Linked DNA regions of Homo sapiens: region 1 is linked to region 2. Evidence: chromatin loops called from intact Hi-C (ENCODE). Cell type or tissue: A673. All regions are shown on one strand. Links, peaks and the distances in the headings refer to the core of each region. The heading gives the core; the rest is flanking DNA.

Region 1 (10,388 bases), core at 827-8,826, 120 kb after region 2:
TCAGAGCTTGTGAGAGTTATGACACTCTCCTGTAGCTAGGACTGCAGGCATCCATGGTAGTAATGGACACTGCTGGGGATATCCTGGGAATCTTTTCCCCACAATGGAGAGTCACTTCTGACTCCAGGCCAATCCCTTCCAGGCCCTTTGCTTTTTTCTCACCCCAAGTTGACATTCTTCAGAGAGTTTTGTCAATTCCTACTGAATTCCAGTGTTCTCGCCTTAGAAACTCTACTCAAAGTGCAGTTGTTTACTTTTTGTTTTGTTCTTGGAGGAGGCAAGCATTGGACACCTATAATCAGCTGTCTTGATGATGTCCCTGATTTTTAGACAAATATAATTAACATAAAATGTTTCCATGCTGATAGAAAGAATAGGTATAAATAATCCAAATAAAGGTAAATAAAATGCTGATATTCTCCTGAATTTTTTCAGAAATTCACATTTAATAAGGTTTACTGTTATAAACTCACATTGTTTCTTATTACATTCAGCACAATTCCATCTTATCTTGAACTTATCTTTAAAAGTCTGTGTTCTATCAGGTAATTGAAACAGCAGGCCTTGTATCTTTATAAATAGCACACATAATTTATTGTGTTTACATAGTCAAGTGAAAATTACTCAATTCTTTTTCTTGGTATAATGAAGATTTGAGTCACATCTACTGTTGTGGGACTCAACAGACTCTGTTACGGGAAAATAATCCAGAATGCATCATTGGAAAGAGGGTATTTAACAAGGTGGTCTTTCTGCCCATAATGTTGCTGTGAGAAGGTATACATTTCCTGACTATGACCACCTTCTTTTGCCAACAAGAGGTGATTTACTAAATGTCTGATTTTTTTTACATGAACTAATCTTCTACTGGAATTAAAGAACAAAGTGGATAGAATAAATACCCTTCTTGTCCTTTAAGATAAAAAATATCAGATCTTTTCAAAGTAATTAATATAGTTTGCCTTGAACAATTCAAATCTATTTTTAAAAATTATTTATTTTTGTATTGTGCTTCTCTTTTTCATTTTAATTTGGTTTCCAGTAACTCCCTTTCTAGTGTATAATTCCACAATAGTCTTTCTCTTCATCTCAGTAAATGTGTGATCTGGGCAAATATTCCAAGATAGGGACAAAGCTAGAGAAGAGAATTGAAGATTGTGCTTTATAAATGTCAATCTGTAGGGGCCGTGTGCGGTGGCTCACGCCTGTAATCCCAGCACTTTGGGAGGCTGAGGCGGGTGGATCACGAGGTCAGGAGATAGACACCAACCTTGCTAACTGGTGAAACCCTGTCTCTACTAAAAATACAGAAATAAAATTAGCCCAGCGTGGTGGCGGGCGCCTGTTGTCCCAGCTATTTGGGAGGCTGAGGCGGGAGAATGGCATGAAGGCGGAAGAATGGCGTGAACCCGGGAGGCGGAGCTTGCAGTGAGTGGAGATCACGCCACTGCACTTCATCCAGCCTGGGCGACAGAGCGAGACTCCGTCACACACACACACACACACAAATTATTTAAAAAAAATAAAAAATAATAAATGTCAGTCCGTGACCACATAGTTGAAAAAGGTGTCTGGGTCTTGGGTCTTGGGGAAAAAAAAGATGTCTTTATACTTTTGCAAGTTTGTTTTGTTATTTTTAATTTGCTTTCTCAATATAGACTCTTGAAACACTAACCTTGACCATATCGAAACTACGAGAAAAAAAGATTCTCCCACACTCTGTCAGAATAGTTATATAATTTATTGTCAGATGATAGGTGATAGCAGGTACCATCAGCTCCAGAATGGGAGGAGAGCCAGTAGAATCACACTGGTGGTGGGGATGGTGGAAAAAAGAAAGTGGGAAAGCCAGAATTAACTTAGGCAGATGCAGCTGGGGGCATGAGAACTTTCTTTAATCTTCGAGTGCAGCCTATCTCTAAATGATGTCTGCCCTTCCTCCTTCCCCAGCTCATTAAAAATAGTTCACATCATGCATTATTGGAGGCTTCACCCTTAACAGGACTAGACATCCAGATGGCATTGGGCAGCATCTTCCTGCATTTCGGTTTTCAATGTGCTCCATTTACACTGCTTCTACAAATTTAGCATAATTTTAGGGTGTAGGATAAGAGTTGTTTGTTTATGTTTTCCTTTATGCAATCATCTTTCTTTCCTTCATATCTTCTAATTTATCTGCCTCTTAGATTTCTATCCATGATTTCCCTTTCATGATTCTATTTACATAGATTTAAAAAAATGTTTTTGTTAAAAATTAAGATGATGCTTTTACATAATTCAAATCATCAAATAGTTTTTCAAGGCTGGTTGACAAAACAAAACAAACAAACAAAAAACAACTGCATCCTCTACAACCTCCACTGTTCTCATTTCTGAGAGGTTACCATTTTCCCTCCAGATAACATACTTTTTGATTTTTCTATTTAGGCATTTTTTGCGCCCCCCCACAATTAAGTAAGAATTTACTACCTTCTACCCTGGCTAGCTACCAACCCCTATGCGTGTCCTATACAATCAGTGATTACATAACCATTACCATGTAAATGCTGTTTAAAACTGAGTCACATAAAAATATAACTTTTTTGGTGCAATGTTTTTTCTCCTTGGAATTAATAATTGCCTTGGTTTTTATTTCCTTTGTCTTCTGTGTCCTTATTACTATTCACCCCCATGTTTTCCTTAGTTTCTCTATTCTTTGTTCTGGAACTTCTGCCTTTTAAATATTGGTCATCATAGACTGATCCTCTAAATTTCTTTTCTAGTTCGGTTTTCTTTTATCTGTCTCTTTTTCAGATTTTCTCAGCATTGCAGTCCAACGTCTCTATCAAGTTTTTAATTTCTCCTACAATATTTTTAATCTATAGGATTTTTTCCTAGAATGTTTATTTTTAAAGAAAATTATCCTTTTAGTGTGTTTTAAGGAGCAAATATCTCTCTAATCTCTCAGAGGATATTGATAGTTTTCTTCTTTAATTCACTGCATAGCTTCTGTTTCTCCACATTGAATTTTGCTGTTTCTGAGCGTTGGTCTCTATTTTTCATGTTTCATCAGAGACCAGATGATCCTCGGCTGTCTGCTTGTATTTAAGAAAGAGGCCCTCAAAAGTTGAAAGGCAGTTCTGTACAGGGCTGGAACTTTTCACCTTTGAGACACACAAGAGGGTGATCTGGGAATTCACAATGTCAATATCTACGGATTTTTTTTCTTGGGATGCTCAGATTTCAAATGAAGAACTTCTTGTCCCCTGTAGGGTATTGGCCTGGCTGTCTGTGTTCTGGGATCTGAGTGATAATAGTGATTTATGGTCCCAACATTCAATAGTAGATAGACTTTGACTTCAACCATCTGTTTTCAATTGGCATTCCCATCCTTAACTGTGCCTGGTTTCCCCTATCTCAGAGATCCCCCTTTTCCACCCAGTCCTAAGCATAAGCCTCCATCCTTCCACCAAGGTGGGGAGATGCTGAGGTCACACTTCACTGAGTGGAAACTCAGTGTGGAATCTGAGAGCCTAAATGTTTCTTACACAGACTCTCAAATAACCATCCTGTTTTCAGCTCCCCTGTCATTTCCAAATTTATAGTTACCCAACGTTGCCAATCTCTAAAGTTTAGGGGAGTTCCACAGTGCAAATCATGTTATCCTCAGCATTTTCCACTGGCAGTGTAGTATTGGAATTTTTGATTTATGCTATGTCATTGACCATTCATCCTTTTGCTTTCCAGGTTCCACTGTTATATTGCCATATCTTCCTCTCCTGCTCTTTGTCCTTGTAGACAAATGACTTAAAAGTTTTACTTTCATTTCAATCAGGTTTCAGGAGAGTGAATTGTGTTTAATGTACTCTCTTTGACCATAAGTCTTCTTATGATCTCTAAAAGTAGTTTTCTCAAGAACACAAGAGCAGGGTTGTCATTTGTGGTTGTGTAGGTGTGTAGCGCACAACTCTAAGAGAAACCATTTCCATCATAAGTATTATACATTTCTATATTTTGACAAACTCTGGAAAATGATGGTAAAGTGGCTTGTTCAACAAAAATCGGGGTAATATAGCAATTGTTTAGCAGAGAGAAGTAAAGTTTCTTGATGAAAAGATAACTTTTTTCTAAATATACGTGAAGAAGCCATAAATAGCAGTTCTGAACAAGGGATATGAACTAAGACTTCTGATTGCAAAGATGTTTCTGAGTCTCACAGTTTAAGTTGGACCAGACTGATTTCCAAAAATAACTAAACAGAGTTTCATAGTGCCAAGCAAATAAGGAGTTTCAACAGGTGGCCTTTGCATAATTGGATAGTTTTAGAATGTCTACTGTAACAGAAATAATCAAAATTTTTCTTGTCAACATGGTGAAATGGGATCTTACTAGTCGGTAATAGTTGCAGACAAAATTGTATTTAAAGATAAAATCAGTGGTAGATTTCTGGTTTAAAGTCATTTGGTGAACAGATTCTGATGCAACCATCTATTATCTTCCTATTCAAACAACCATAAAGACAGCAAAAAGAATGCATGTTTGAACAAAATGAAAACTGACAGCCAACATATTGCCAGAAACTTGGAAGAAATTCCATCAATTATAGAGTATATAGGGTGGAAATAAAATCATAATTGTTGACCTGCACATCCTTTTCTCACTGAAATAGAATTTAACAGATTGTTTTAGATGAGGTAGAGAGATTTGTGGTACCCTTCTCAATGCTGTACCTTAGTTCAGAGATACAAGGTCTATTCCAAGCAAAAACCAATGTGGCCACCCTGCGGTTGTTTAGAGACTTCTTTGTGGTTCACAAGACATCTCTCCATATAACCCATTCCCCCATCGGTAATTTCCCTTTTTCATTTATTTGGATATTTGAACCTCTAAGAAAACACACAGTAGGAAGCGTGTATGGAAGGAAGTGAGAAGAGAAGAAGGAAGGGAGGCCTGGCAGCGGCATGTTGCATTCTGGGAGCTTAAATCCCAGCAATAAAGGGTCGGAGGTGAGAGTGGATTTAGGAAGGGCATGCCATGGTTAATTTTTCAGGACAAAGAACCAGCACTGAGTGTAAGAGAATGTCTAAGTACATGGATATAGGCCACCCGCTGGGAATTAGGCCGAAAATTATGCACCTCAATTTCCCCTCAATTGTCAGTCAAAAGGGATTTTGTAACCACATCTAAATGAACAGGAGACAAGGCCAAAGGCAAATCACAGACTTTGTCTGCTAGCAAACAGGAAGTCTTGATCAATCTCTTTTTGTTCAAAGTTAAGTAAATAGTTTCTTCATGTTGATTTTCCAGATGGCAACAATAGGCACTGGGGACTCCAAAAGGAGGGAAGGAGGGAGAGGGGAAAGGGTTGAAAAACTATCCATGTGGTATTGTGCTCACTACTTGGGTAATGAGATAAATCCTCAAACCTGGGGTAATTGATTAATGAGATCAATACCCCAAACCTCAGCATCGTACTATATACTCATGTAACACGCTTGCACATGTACCCCCGAATCTAAAATGAAAGTTGAAATTATTTTTCGAAAATAAGTAAATAGGAAAAATAGCAACAACACATGGAGTATAAAAAATGTCATAGAATAATAAAATGGAGACGGAGTCTCTTGAAATATCTCAAGATGATATACAAGACTTTGGTAAAGTTGGTATAATGATTTCAAGTTGCACATACATTGTTATAACAACAAATTTACAAGAAAAAAACAAACAACCCCATCAAAAAGGGGGCAAAGGATATGAACAGACACTTCTCAAAAGAAGACATTTATACAGCCAACAGACACATGAAAAAATGCTCGTCATCACTGGTCATCAGAGAAATGCAAATCAAAACCACAGTGAGATATGATCTCACACCAGTTAGAATGGCGATCATTAAAAAGTCAGGAAACAACAGATGCTGGAGAGGATGTGGAGAAATAGGAACGCTTTTACACTGTTGGTGGGAGTGTAAATTAGTTCAACCATTGTGGAAGACAGTGTGGCGAGTCCTCAAGGATTTTGAATTAGAATTACCATTTGATCCAGTAATCCCATTACTGGGTATATACCCAAAGGATTATAAATCATGCTACTATAAAGACACATGCACACGTATGTTTATTGCAGCATTATTCACAATAGCAAAGACTTGGAACCAACCCAAATGTCCACTAACAGTAGACTGGATTAAGAAAATGTGGCACATATACACCATGGAATACTATGCAGCCATAAAAAAGATGAGTTCATGTCCTTTGCAGGGACATGGATGAAGCTGGAAACCATCATCCTAAGCAGACTGACATAGGAACAGAAAACCAAACACCACATGTTCTCACTCATAGGTGGGAATTGAACAATGAGATCACTTGGACACAAGGCAGGGAACATCACACACTGGGTTCTGTCCGGGGGTGGGGGAATGGGGGAGAGATAGCATTAGGAGAAATACCTAATGTAAGTGATGAGTTGATGGGTGCAACAAACCAACACAGCACATGTATACCTGTGTACCAAACCTGCATGTTGTGCACATGTACCCTAGAACTTAAAGTACAATTAAAAAAAAAATAGTAGGAAAGAGAAAACAATATTTTTTTAAAAGACACAATTGTTGTCACATAAAAAGATGCACATATTTGTGGACCAGAAGTGGAGCAGAAATTAGAAAATAGGTAAAGGCTGATGCCATAGGTCTCCTAGGTGCTGATACTAGGATATATCCAGGTATCTGGAAGACTGATTCCTTTAGGATATGGGAAATATAGAGTATGCCATAGATGTCAGCAGCCCAGAGCTGGGCCCTTTACCTAAAAATGAAGTTGAAGTAGGGCACCCCACCCCTAAACTCTGGATGGAAATGGAAAAAGTTACAACTACTACTGAAGCTTTGGCTTCAATAAATCTGTTTACATGGAGTGCAAAGAGGGAGCAAACAAAAATCACTGCACAGCCAGAACCTGAGTCAACTGCCTGCAAGCTCCGGGACTGTATATATGAAGTACTCAATCTTGTTATGCAAAGGAACCCCAAGCACCGGTCCAAAACTTAGGTCTGCTTGTGCTGTTAGATGTGGAGGAGTGGTGTATACACGAAAGAGGAGACAGAGATTGAGAGAGAAATGGAAAGTGTAGTTTATAATGAGGACTGTGGATCCAATCCTTCAAAACCTGGCTCTGTGTCTTACTGGCCGTGCAACCTTGGGCAAGTCACACAACCTTGCCAAGCCCTGGTTTTCTCATCCGTTAAATTGATATTAAAATAGCACCTACTTCCATGAATTATTGTGATAATTAAAGTAACTACAACAGTGCCTGCAACATACCAAACTAAAATGCAATGATGGAATTAAATCTTTACTGGAAATGGTAAAAAAAAAAATTAGTAACATAGAAAATATAATCGATAACAGAGAATAAACTTCAAAAATTCTCCTAAAGTTTCTAGGAAAATTTAAAAAGATAAGAAATAATATAAAAATAAAGTACATGTGGCCAGGCACTGTGGCTCACACCTGTAATCCCAGCACTTTGGGAGGCTGAGGCGGGTGGATCACCCGAGGTCAGGTGTTCGAGACCAGCCTGGCCAACATGGTGAAACCCTGTCTCTACTAAAAATACAAAAATTAACTGAGTGTGGTGGTGCAAGCCTGTAATCCCAGCTACTTGGGAGGCTGAGACAGGAGAATTGCTTGAACCCAGGAGGCAGCGGTTTCAATGAGCCGAGATCACACCACTGCACTCCAGCCTGGGCAACAAGAGCAAAACTCTGTCTCAAAATATAAAATAAAATAAAAGTACATAAAAGTAAAGGCATATAATGGCATTCTAACATTTCATTATATTTTTGAGGGAAACAATAAACAATTCTAACGATCAAAAGTATAATAGAATTTTTTTCTAATTTGAAGTAAGATGTGGGTCTTCAAATTGGATGGACTTAATCTGTTACTGGGTATAATTAATGCAAAGTGATTCACAATAGACTTATCCTGGAGACATTTTCAGATTACATTACAAAAATAAAGCATCATCCCAGGAAGAAAAACAAAATCCCACCAGTCACACTTGCACAATTTATCTACTAATAATTAATAATTAAGCACACCAAATTTCTTTTTTACAACAGAGAAAAAACATAATGTCTTCAACGTTTAACAGAATAAAACTTGACACGTCATAATTTTATACACAGCTCAGTTGCAAGAACCTTGCATATGAAAGAATCATGTGTTCTTCCTGAAAAAATTGATAATGTGATTGAACTCATGAGAGATGAATCGATGAATCATTGCAAAGAATTCAAGAACAACAAAACTGTGATCTAAAAGATCTGAGGATAAACATTAAACTTTGCATAAATTTAACTCTAAATAATAGTTGGTAAATATAAAACTTATGCAAATGTCAAACTATTATTTAGAAAGAAGCTAAATAATGTTAAACAATTAATAATGATGATAATGCTCTAAAATGTTGGATTATTCTCACTTTGTTATTGTCAGTTGTTTCCCAACAAAATTTATTTGCCTCTTCTTTCCTATTAATAGAGGCTTCATTTTGTGCAGGTATTCATGTGCCCAGCCCTAGACAATAAATCAATCATGATTAGTCTAAGCCAATCATTATAATCCTTGTCTCTCTCTCCAAGCCTCCCTTGGAGTTTGAGATGACTATGGATCTGGTTTTCGCTAATAATACCTGAGTTAAAGTATGCCAAAGAGGTTTCTGGGGGAGCATTTGCTTTCCTGATGAAAGGGGACACCTTGGCTGGCACAGATCCTCTTTCCTATCTCTGCCTTAAACACTAACATAGGCTGCAGCAGCCATCTTTTGGCCATGACATGAATGTGTGAAAGTGAAAGATATGCTAAGGATGGAGAAATAGAAAGAAAGGAGGCCTGGGTTTTGGATGACATCACCAGATAGGCCCAGTTCTCAGACCATCATAAAGCCATGCAAGAAATTAGTAATTTATGTTCAAAACCAAACAAAACCCTCTGACTACTTGGACATTAAAATTACTCTTCTAACTTATAAACTCAAATAGATAATCAAACTACAGTTATAGGCTGTTTGAAAATGAAAACATTACATATCAAAACCTATAGGATGAGATCAAAACAGCGCTAAAGGACACAATCATAACCTCAAATGTTTCCATCATTAAATGAGAATTTTTTTAAAAACGCAAGGATTTTACTTACTTATTCGGATTTTTTTTTAATTACAGAAAAAAAGAATTTTAGAGCTAAAAGTAAAAAACAAATGTGAGAAATGTAAGATATTACAATTGATAAATCTAAGAGTTGAATATTTGTGATTAAAACCCCAACAAATAAAAAGAACTAATGAATTAGACAAAACTCTGGCAATTATAATAAAAAAAGACAAAGACCACAAATTAACAAAATTTATGTCATAACAAATAACAATGGGGTAATAATAGGTAGTCAGGTGTAGTAACAAGGAAGTGGGTATAATCACAAACCCAAAGGAGATCATAGTCTTATAAGAAAATTATACCATTTGACCCAGCCATCCCATTACTGGGTATATACCCAAAGGATTATAAATCATGCTGCTAAAAAGACACATGCACACGTATGTTTATTGTGGCACTATTCACAATAGCAAAGACTTGGAACCAAACCAAATGTCCAACAACAATAGACTGGATTAAGAAAATGTGGCACATATACACCATGGAATACTATGCAGCCATAAAAAATGATGAGTTCATGTCCTTTGCAGGGACATGGATGAAGCGGGAAACCATCATTCTCAGCAAACTATTGCAAGGACAAAAAACCGAACACTGCACGTTCTCACTCATAGGTGGGAATTGAACAATGAGAACACATGGACACAGGAAGGGGAACATCACACACCGGGGCTTGTTGTGGGGTAGGGGGAGTGGGGAGGGATAGCATTAGGAGATATACCTAATGCTAAATGATGAGTTAATGGGTGCAGCACACCAACATGGCACAGGTATACATATGTAACAAACCTGCACGTTGTGCACATGTACCCTAGAACTTGAAGTATAATAATAATAATAATAAAAAGAAAATTACACACTCAGGGCAGGGGAAATAAATTAATGCTATATAACAGGAAAGAATATGATATATGAATCAAAATTTCAGAAAATGTACCGGAAACTTGTTTCTACTAATAAAGTTTGATAAAATTGTTACAGAAGTGAACTAAACTTATTTAAAAGGAAGTTTATTGTTGCATTATATGTAATAGGAAAACAATAGAAATTTCATAAATGTTCAGTAGTAAGAGACTATTAAATAAGTTATAGTACATTCATTCAGTCAATACCATGTAACCATTGAAAAGTTGTAGAATATTTCACATCTTGATTGGAAAATCTTTGTAATACTTCAGAATGTG
Region 2 (10,388 bases), core at 981-8,980:
GCAGTGAATTTGCTTGAGTGCAGTGAGTGAAAGTGGAAAGAATTATGTCACAACAATTCAGGGGTAGAGGGAAGTGCCTGTATCCTGACTTCTGTGTTCACACTTGGGAGAGAGGCAGTTCCCCATTTCAGCAATGACACCACAAGGCTGTGTGGTGGCCTCAGCCTTTGAGTACTGCAGAGAACGTGGCCCCAGTGTGCCAGCTGAACTCATCAGGACAGAGGCAGGAAAGATGATGTGTCAGTCAGCTGCAGCTGTTATAACAGAAATACCATAGACTGGGTAGCTTAAATGGCAGATTTTGTTTCTCACCGTTCTGGACTCTGGGAAGCCCAAGATCAAGGTGCCAGCCAATTTGGTTCCTGGTGAGGGCTCTCTTCTTTGGTATGTCCTCACAAGGCAGTGAGAAAGAGAGAGAGAGAATGAGAGAGAGAGAGAGAGGAAGCAAACTAGCAAGCTCTCTTATGTCTCTTATAAGGGCACTAATCCCATCATGAGGGCTCCACTCCCATAATGTAATGTATTCCCAAAGGTCCCACCTCCAAATATATACATTTGCATATAAAAATATCACATTGGGAATTAAGGTTTCAATATATGAATTTGGGGGGGCACAAAGGTTCAGTACGCAGCAGGTGGAGTGGCATTGGAGGGCTCCTGCAGGGCCTGGCCGAGGCAGTGATGAGTGGTACTGGTGACAGCAGTGGCCCTAGAGGCACAGTGGGAAACTGCACACCAGTGGGTACCAGAGGTGGAGGTGGAGAGCTTCATGCGGTTTTAGGGAACTGACGCCTGGACATAGATGGTCCTAATGGAGGCTCAGATGGGAGAGGAAATATAACTGCGGGGAGTCACACAGGGGAGCCAAAAGGAATGTCAGTGAGAATGAGAGAACCCCAGGGATTCCCATTTATAATTAAAGGAGATGGGGAGGTTCCTACAACCACACAGGGGTTAACATAAAGCAGCAAAATCAAGATGATATTAATATTAATATGACACCACTGTGAATCTCTGAAAAACATGGTTTATAGCTGTAAGAAAGAAATGTTGACCTAATTTATCTCCACCATCATTTAACTGGGAGAAATAAGAAATTATTCCTGTTACTTGTATGAGTCTGTGTTTGTGGCAGAAAGGGTCCAGGTGACCTCCTGGGGATCTGATTCCAATCTGAGTGAGTATTTGAGTTTGAGCCATTCAGACACGTGTGAAACTTATCCTTTTGGATTTCCTGATGCTTTCCCATTGGCAAACACTAGCTCAAGTCACCAAAAATATCATACAACAATTGCACATTTCCCATCCCCTTGCTGTTTGCTTTCTGTGCCTCCTAGGACTTTGCTGAGCAGCCACGCTGCACAACTGCCTGTTCCAGCCCCACATCTGGGCATCTTGTGGAACCTCTGTTTGTCGTAGGGGTCTCTCCTCTGCTGCTTTGTGGGGAGGCTCAGCTTATATCATGTGACTCTTGAACCCTGGGCTTTTCCAACAGATTCTTGTGACAATTTTTAGCTCCAATTGTCACCATTGCTTTAAACCTGCTCATCAAGGCCTGCAGCATCCTGGGTGATGCATCTCCTTTCTTAGGGTTTCTTTGTTGTTGTTGTTTGTGCTAACTTTTCACCCAGGCTCTAATATCTGTGTAGAACCACTTGAAAAAAAGAAAATTAAATTTTGTTTTCTCAAGAGACATGCCTGCCTCTCCTGGGGCTGCCAAAACACGCTGATTGTTCTTGGGTAAAACTCCTCCACTGCACAAAGTAAGTGGGACTCAAGCTGTAAATACACCCCATTCACCACCAGATCCCATTTTAACTTTGCAAAAAGCTTGCTTAATTCAGACAGGTACATTTATTTGTGTGCCCGGTCCCATAGTAGATTCAAAGTATCAGACATGTTCCCCAATGTCAGAGACTTTGCAATCTGGCTCATCTAAGAAAACATGGGGGTTAAAAAGAACTAACAACAGTGTTAGAAAAACCGATGCTCAATACTTTCTATCTCTTACTGACAAGTCTTTAACACCTTAAATGTAGTAGTCACTGCAAAAGTCTCTCCTTTTTTGTTCTTCTGTCTCTTGGCTTTCTTACCCTGAATCTAGATCTAACATTAACATGCCACTGCATAATCTAGAGCTTATGCACTGTATGACCTTTAGCAAGTTACTTAATTTTGTCATGTCAGTTTTTCATATGTAAGATGGAAGGAATGGATGTTTTCTTATAAATTCGAAAATCAATGTGAGGAACTTAGCCTCTTTTAATTTTTTTTTTTTTTTGAGATGGAGTTTTGCTCTTGTTGCCCAGGCTGGAGTGCAATGGAGTGATCTCAGCTCACTGCAACCTCTGCCTCCCAGGTTCAAGTGATTCTCCCACCTCAGCATTCCAAGTAGCTGGGATTACAGGTGCCCGCCACCATGCCCAGCTAATTTTCATGTTTTTAGTAGAGATGGGGTTTCACCATGTTGGTCAGGCTGGTCTCAAACTCCTGACCTCAAGTGATCCACCCTCCTCGGCCTCCCAAAATGCTGGATTATAGGCGTGAGCCACCGTACCCAGTGCCTCATTCTTGATAAATAACATTTATTGACTTGGCAAACAGCCAATAAGTATTAGCTATTGTTAGTGTATTAGAAATATTGTGAATTGCCATCCTCATCATTTTATTTGTCCATAGATGAGATAATGTCAATAGTTCCCATTCCACAGTTCATGGCAGTGTGCATGGTACTTTATACAAGCTGGAGCAGCTGCTCAGATGGTAGAACTCATTGGCTTGGGTGGCTTTCTTTTTTCTTAGCTGATGATTGATTGATTCGGAATCATGAGGGAAGAGGAGGGTAAACGATTCCATGCCACAAAGTCTTGGGGACCTGACCATAGTTTTAGTAATGGAGTCAAGTGGCCACTCTTCATCACAGGTATGTTCTGTCGTCCTTTAAACATGAGGTTGTCACTGCTGGAAGAATTTCCTTTTAGCAACTGTACTATTAAATCTTAAATTATATGTGTGCGGCTCTTTGACGTTTTCATTGTACTTTTGCATATATTTGCTTATCCTGTTTTACAGGTGATGAAATTGTGGCTTAAAGAAGTAACTGCACTCTTCCCCCTTCAAAAAAATGGGGCTGAAGTAGAATGCAGATATTTTAAACTCTATATTAAAAACTATCCTCTATGACATTGTGGCCTTCTCTTTAATATCAGGTCCCATTGGACATTACTCCCTTAACAGCTATTTCTTTTCTTTTCACCTTACATATTTTCTCTTTCTTTTGGGCAGAGTTCCCTCATTTTGTATTGATGTTGATTATGGAAGACTTAGCAGTAATTTAAGAATCAATTACTTATATTATCTTTTTTTGGTTTTGGGATGACAGAAAAAAATGTATTCCTTAAAGAACAAGGCTTTAGTGTGAAAATATAATATACACTGAAAAGGGGCTTGTTCCTTTTCAGATTGACGTGAGCACATATCTGGAGTTGATTGTTCCGTTCTGACACCCCCTCAGACTAGGCATTTGGCACTCATTTCTATAATGCCCACTATTACACATATATTTTAAAGTTATTGTTGATGATAAGAATATAAATATCGACTAATAAAAATTTTCTGGAGAAATACATATGCATGTGTGTAGATGTATATTTATACCTGTGTATACATATATTCATGCATTTATTTTAAAACATACATTTGCATGCAAAAAATACAAATGACTCCAATAGAATGATATGATTCTAAACCGAAGCTTTTTTATTTTTACTGTTTTAGGCAAATGTTTACTTTTTACTGCACTTCTATGGCTGCTTTCTTTTGTGTTTCAGACTGTGACTGCCATGGTTTTCTGCTCAGCATAAAATTTCTATCTGTGTAAAATTATTCTGATTGCTACCTGCAAGGCTCTGTGATTTCAGATGGTGTGAATTCGTGATGCCATTCAGATAATGTTCAAAAATGCAAATATTCACAGTAGGAATGTCCACAAAAGTCATTTTCCCACATTATACTGAAGAAAAAAAAAGAAACAGAAGTATGATAATAGTAAATCGGTATAAGAAGCAAAACACCATGAGGGTGGCAGCTGAAAGTTAAGCTGCGTAAGATAGTGTTCTCTGAGAGTTCCTACAAATTAGGAGTATAACCTTGAATGCTTCAGAGCCTGATTTTCATGTAAAATCAAACTGACAAAGGACTTTCTGCTAGATTTTCAGATTCTACTCAGAACATTTTTAGAACATGCACCCTAATGTTTATGATTAGAGTGTCTACCTCTTGACGCTCTTTGAGCCAGGCTATTTTTAAGCATCTGCACAGATTTTTTGCTTCCTTGAGCTTCAAGACTTCTGATTTCTGCATGTGAAAGTCAAGCTTCCAGCTGTTTAAATCATAGGCAGGGGGCAGAGTTGGTCCAATTACTAGAGGAGACTGAACGATTTGGAGCTGGTGGAGTTAAAAATATAAAGAATGGATGAAGACAGGATTGATTGGGAACACTGGACTCTTGGTATCTGTCTCCATAATACTAACACCTGAGCAGATGAGTGCCCTGGAGTTGAGGTGACCCATTTAGGGATTGTGAAAGTATTTCCTAAAGAACTCAGTCTACCCTCTTTTTGTTGTTCTTCCATTAATAAAATAGAGCAGGGTTTCTCAGCTATGATACTATAGATATTTGGGGCCAAAACATTCTCTGCAGCAGGGCCTGCCCTGTGCATTGGAGGGTGTTTCACATCCCTGGCCTCTACCCACTTGACGTCAGTAGAAATGCCCTCCCACCCCCCGGAGTTGTGAAAATCAAAAATATCTCCAGACATGGCCAAATATCCACTGGTGTAGGGGTGGAGGGCAAGATCACTCTTGGCAGAGAACCACTGAAAGAAAATGTTAGATACGCTTATTCACTAAGACAAATTTTTCTAAATTACTTCTTCCAACCACTGTTTTTCCTCTTATCTTTAAAAGGGAAGTGATAAAGTTTTACAATTATATGTTCCCTAATATTTATCACACATTTTAAAACTGTTGAATTGTTTTTATATAACAATAGTGCCCACATTATAAAGATAATTCATTTAAAAGAACTGTTTGCAAATTATTGCAGTATTCTTGTGCCATTATTTTTCTCTTGACCTTCCTTCCTCTTTGACCCCCAAATTATCTAGAACCTACATAAAAAGTAAAAAGAATGGAAGTGCCTATTGCCTCTATAGGGTCAAAAATGTGATACTGCATTTTGGTGAGTTTGCTAGATATAAAAGAAAGTAGAGAAAGCAATATGAGAATTTATGATGCTAGACTAAATTCTAACTCAGAAAAAGGAGGCTGGTGATATAGTAATATTAGACATTTTAGAAGAAGGTGGCCAAGTCCTCTTTATATTTGTTTTGGAGAAGAAGGCATTATAGAACAGTCTGTTCTCATGCTGCTAATAAAGACATACCTGAGATTAGGTAATTTATAAAGGAAAGAGGTTTAATTGACTCAACAGTTCCACATGGCTGGGGAGGCCTTGCAATCATGATGGAAGGCAGATGAGGAACAAAGGCATGTCTGACATGGTAGCAGGCAAGAGAGCTTGTGCAGGGGAACTCCCATTTATAAAACCATCAGATCTCATGAGACATATTCACAACCATGAGAACAGTGTGGGGGAAACTGTCCCCATGATTCAATTATCTTCACCTGGCCTCACCTTTGACATGTGGGGATTATTACAATTCAAGGTAAGATTTGGGTGGGGACACAGCCAAACCATATCAATAACTTAGATATATACCCTGGACTTTGGACTACTTAAGCAGTCATCTACAATTTTAGAGATAGATGTAGTTATACAGCGTGGCCCCCATAAGAAATGCGGGTTTGGAGAGAGTTCCCTCTCTCCAGGTATTCAAGTACATCTACATCATCGTGAGATGACTCCCAGTGAGGAATAAGAGAGGAGGCATCCAAAGAATGAGCGTGAAATTGCGAAGAATGGGAACCCAAGAGCTCTGATTTTAAATTCCTCTTTAACAGACAACATAATCCTTAACCTTTTGTGCTGTTTATATGATTCATCGAAAACACTGTATTTAAGCTCTTGATATAATACAGATTGTGCCCAGGTTTTGGGGGATTAGATAGATGTTATTGAATCTGTTTTCAGAAATCTTCAAAAGGAGTACTCCAGCCTAAGTCATTTCAGTTTTTGCCCCCACACTTTTTTTCCCTCCACTGCTAAAAAATCCAAACAACAAATTTCATTACTTGCTATTATTACATCAACAAAAAAGCGCATTTTAAACACAAAGTTTGACATTTAAAAACTAAAATAAAAAAAGAAGAGCTTTTACAATGTTGATGAACTCATCTTAGAGTGCATGATTTATGAATACATAAATATTCATGCAGACTTTTACAGTGATAGCTACTGGAAGAATGAGAACTTAAAAAAAAAAAAAGCCAATCTAGACAGATTCCTTTTCATTCCACCTGCCTCTTTCTTTGTTGGTGGTAGCAGGAGTTTTTAAGAGAGCTGCTGGGGTTGGCATCCCATTCATCCCAGCCTCCTTTCTAAGCCCCTGTAGCTGATGAAGACAGTGTGATTGGTCTTCTGCCTTAGCTCTACTCATTCATTGAATCACTTCTGGTAGTAAACTGTGGCAGGCCTTCCACTTCAACCCCACCAGCCAGTTCCATCACTTTGTCTGAAAGGCCTTTATTGTAACTGAAGCCCAGGAGGAGATGGTGGGCACAGACCACAGAGAGGGACAGCAGCTCATTCAGGCAGCCGGTTGTGGTCAATGGGTAGATGGTGAAGGATGAACTCCAAGAAGACCTCAGGGGCTAGGCTGCTCTGCGAAGTCAGCTGCCTGTGTATTCCTGAAACAAGCACCTCCCCGGGAGCAGCCTCCTTGCCATCCACCATGGTGCCTGCGCTCGCCGCCTTCAAGGACAGGTCATTCCAGTTTTACATTGCGGTTTGGGCCCCAAAGTTAATAGTAACAGTGAATGTCCTTTGGCTGTTATCCTCCATGCATATATTTCCCTAGGGCCAGGAGAAAAACGAGTGTCTAGGTTTGGGTGTTCTTGGTCCTCTGCAGTGATCCCTTTTAAATTTCACCTATTATTTTTCCTTTCAACACTGTTGCCTTTGTCTTGTTGAATCTTTGTTGCTTAGGTAGCAGCAAAGACTTCCTAAAGCTTGTAGACAGGCCAATCACAACTGCGAAGCCTTTAGAAATGTTAGATTTTGAAGCATGTTTGAAAAGAGACAACTTTTAGTCTTCTACTTGGGCAAAATCTGCTTAAGAAAATTTCACGAGCTCAATGTGTCATTTTAAGTGAGCCTATTCATTTCATCCCATCAACATCCTCACTTTCTTCACTTAAGTCTCTCAGAAATTCTAAGTCTAGAGTACGTGTTTTATAGAATCATGTTCACAATTTATTTCTGGATAGAATCTGACTCTCGGTGATACATTTCAAAGGAGAGGTTTTAATTTCCTTGCATACTTTGGTTTTAGCAGAGAAAATTGCTTGCACCATATTCATCCCCAACAAAACAGAAAGTGGAGATATAAGGTGGTGATAGAAAATATAACCAGAAAAGATGCTTATTGTAACTTTATTTTAGTAACGTTCTTTTAAAAAGTAACTTTATGATCTGCTTTACAGAACATGAGTTATGTAAAATGCGAGTTGTATAAAAGTATGAAACGATGCTTTGAAGTTTCAGGGGTTTCTCCCTCAAATTATAAAAAAAAAAAAAAAAAAAGTACATGTGCTTTCCTTAAGGGTCTTTATTTTAAAAGCTAAAGGTTTTGAAATATGTTATCTATTTCTAACCTTCAGAATTCCAAGGTCTGTTTGTAACTGCTGTCCTATGTGGGCTGAGGATACGAAGGCTGAAAACAGAACAAAGCGTGCTTGAAAAGGCTGATTTGAGTACTACAAAGTTCATGACTCTTTTTGAGACACTCACAGTCTTGCATGCCAGGGGCCAGAAGGTGAACGCAAGAAAAGTCAACAGACTTTAATTTTTTAACCAAGTAAGTTTCTCATCAGGATGTGCTACGTCATTTTTCTAGAACAGTGTAAAGTAAACATTCAAGGCCTCTTGTGCAAAAATTATAAAGAATTTCAGGACAATAACACCAGATCATTAAACCAAGTGAGCGGCTCTTATGTGTAATGTTTTTCAAGACAGACATTTTTTCCTTCTTACCTAATTCATCTTTTGCTTCAGCCGGGTACTTTGTAACTCAGTGAATGTCTTTGGTTGTTCAGAACAGGCCAGGGAGATCGATTTCGTGGTTCATTATTTAGCAACAAGACAACATGACTTTTGAATAATACCATAAACTGGCAAGACAATTTTTAACTCAAATAGTGTTTTATTAAATGTACATATCATCAATTGTAAGAAATATCATTGCTTCATGTGCCATTAGGAAAGAAAATATGCCAATTAAATATAATGCATCATCCATCGTAAGGTGAAATGCAAATTCAGAGACGTTAAAATGTGAAAAATGTTAAAGATCTTAGAATTGATGTTGTTGTGGATTTCAATCAAGAGGTCTTACAATACTGTGAGCTAACTACCACGATCTCCTTCCCACACAATTTTATAGAGGCTATTCTGTTAATAGAAATGAGGCAGAGAGGGTTAAAGAAATGCGCTAAGATCTCATGTCCTGTTGGAAGTAGAGTGGTGGGATTTGAACTCAGGACCCCTGGCGCTGAGCCTGGTTCTTTTCTCTTACAAAGCAGCTTGTCCCTTTAGCAGGGTCTTTCACTGGGAAAGAGAAGATCCATTGTAAAGAAAGAGAAAATGAACATTCAATGAGAAAAAGGAAAATGTACACACAAATGTTAATGTTTTCTTTTACTGTTTGTCTCTCACTCAATGTATATGTATATATACACACAGATATATATGTGTGTATGTATCTAAGTATATGTACATTGAGAGCATGTATGTGTATTTTAAATGACACTTGGGAAGCAATATCTTTCATATGAAATTTAACCAATTTATACCTCATTGGTGTCAAGCTGTTGATAATACATATATCTCATATATTTACCGCAGATTTATGTGTGCATATATACATGCATTTTATATTTTGGGGGTGAGTGATATAGTTATTTCTGTGCAATAAACACCATAAAAGTTTAACATAGACTTATACATAAAGTTGCCTATGAAGATGAAAGGCAAGTCAGTGAATAAGCCACAGGGTCAATCAAGAGTAGGTAAGTGTTGGTAACTGTTAGAGTAGGTAAGTTTGCAAGATGGAATTGCAAAAGAACTTTTTTTGGGATATATACCAGAAATTATTTCATCCACCTCACCAACACACACACACGGTGCACAACACACACACTATGCACACATACCGCCTTCCTAAGCCTCCTTTTCAATCTTATAATCTCATAATTAAAGTTCATTGTGTGACCGGAAAAGTAAAAAGATTAAGATTTGCACTTATGTTGCTCTCCCTAATGGGCTGTTACCTCAGAGGATGAAATCTCCAGGGCAGTCTTTATCTCTCCATCCCATCTCCATCCTGCTCTGGGAGGAGGAGGGGAGGGCAGGGCTGGGATGCAGAGCTGTGGGAATTTGCTTCTATCCACTGGATGCCCTGTATGGAGAGAGGGGCTGCCCCTGATGAGGGCAGCAGAGCCAAGTGGCCTAGATGCCTCTGGAATTCCAGGGCGAACAATGGCAAAGGCACACTGTGGTTTGCGTCTGCCTGCTAACAACTAAAACTCAGACATCCAATACAAGGCACTGGTGCTAAACAAAAGTCAATATTAAAATCCATCCTTTGGAAGAGGAGGGGTAAAAGGAAAAGGGATTCAGAGAAAAGCTGTTGGCACTGTGGCTTTTAAGACTCAAATAACCAAGGACAAATCCAACTTACATTCTTGCAGAGACATTCTTCAGCCCGAAAGCCACAACTGGTGGAAACCTACAAAAGCCTTGGAAAGCGGTAGACTTAATCAGATTTAGGTGGGAAAAATTAAGTAAGGAATGTGTTAGAAAATAAACTTTAGCTCCTAGCTTCCTCTCCCTTTTTTTCTTTTGCTTTTCTTCCTCTTCTTAGTGAGAGGAAAAGAAAAAAGATATTCATTCTCAATTTTCATCTTACAGCTCATTATCTCAATCAGCACATCACAGTTGAGTGCAATGATTTCTGAGAGAAATTTCAGCAGGTTCTTGTGCTGTTGATGAGCTGTGGCTAATCGCCACAGTTAAAATTCTCTGTCATTACCTGAAATGGATTCTATGTGTTTGATTGGCAGGAAGGTTAAATAAAGAAATATCATACAGAAGTGATCGTGTTCTTTCTTGACTCTTGGGGATCTGGGATGGAAAGAAGGAGGCTAGG

What was found. Peaks named below come from ENCODE experiments on the same cell type or tissue, not always from the same donor. Only the 100,000 strongest peaks of a DNase experiment are listed, where the experiment ranks them.
Region 1: it touches region 2 in a loop (2.1-fold over the local background); 2 of 110 quality-filtered maps call a loop at or near these places.

The regions. Positions count from the first base shown.
Region 1 is chr13:39,926,495-39,936,882 of GRCh38, forward strand. No RefSeq gene overlaps it. Among named protein-coding and RNA genes, the nearest start is that of LINC00332, 250 kb to the right of the region's middle. In A673, for the core only: CTCF peaks have their summits at 4,817 and 5,036; a DNase peak (open chromatin) is centred at 5,177; H3K27ac peaks cover 480 bases.
Region 2 is chr13:39,811,135-39,821,522 of GRCh38, forward strand. It overlaps the pseudogene CDKN2AIPNLP3. Among named protein-coding and RNA genes, the nearest start is that of MIR4305, 150 kb to the left of the region's middle. In A673, for the core only: a CTCF peak has its summit at 4,378; a DNase peak (open chromatin) is centred at 5,987.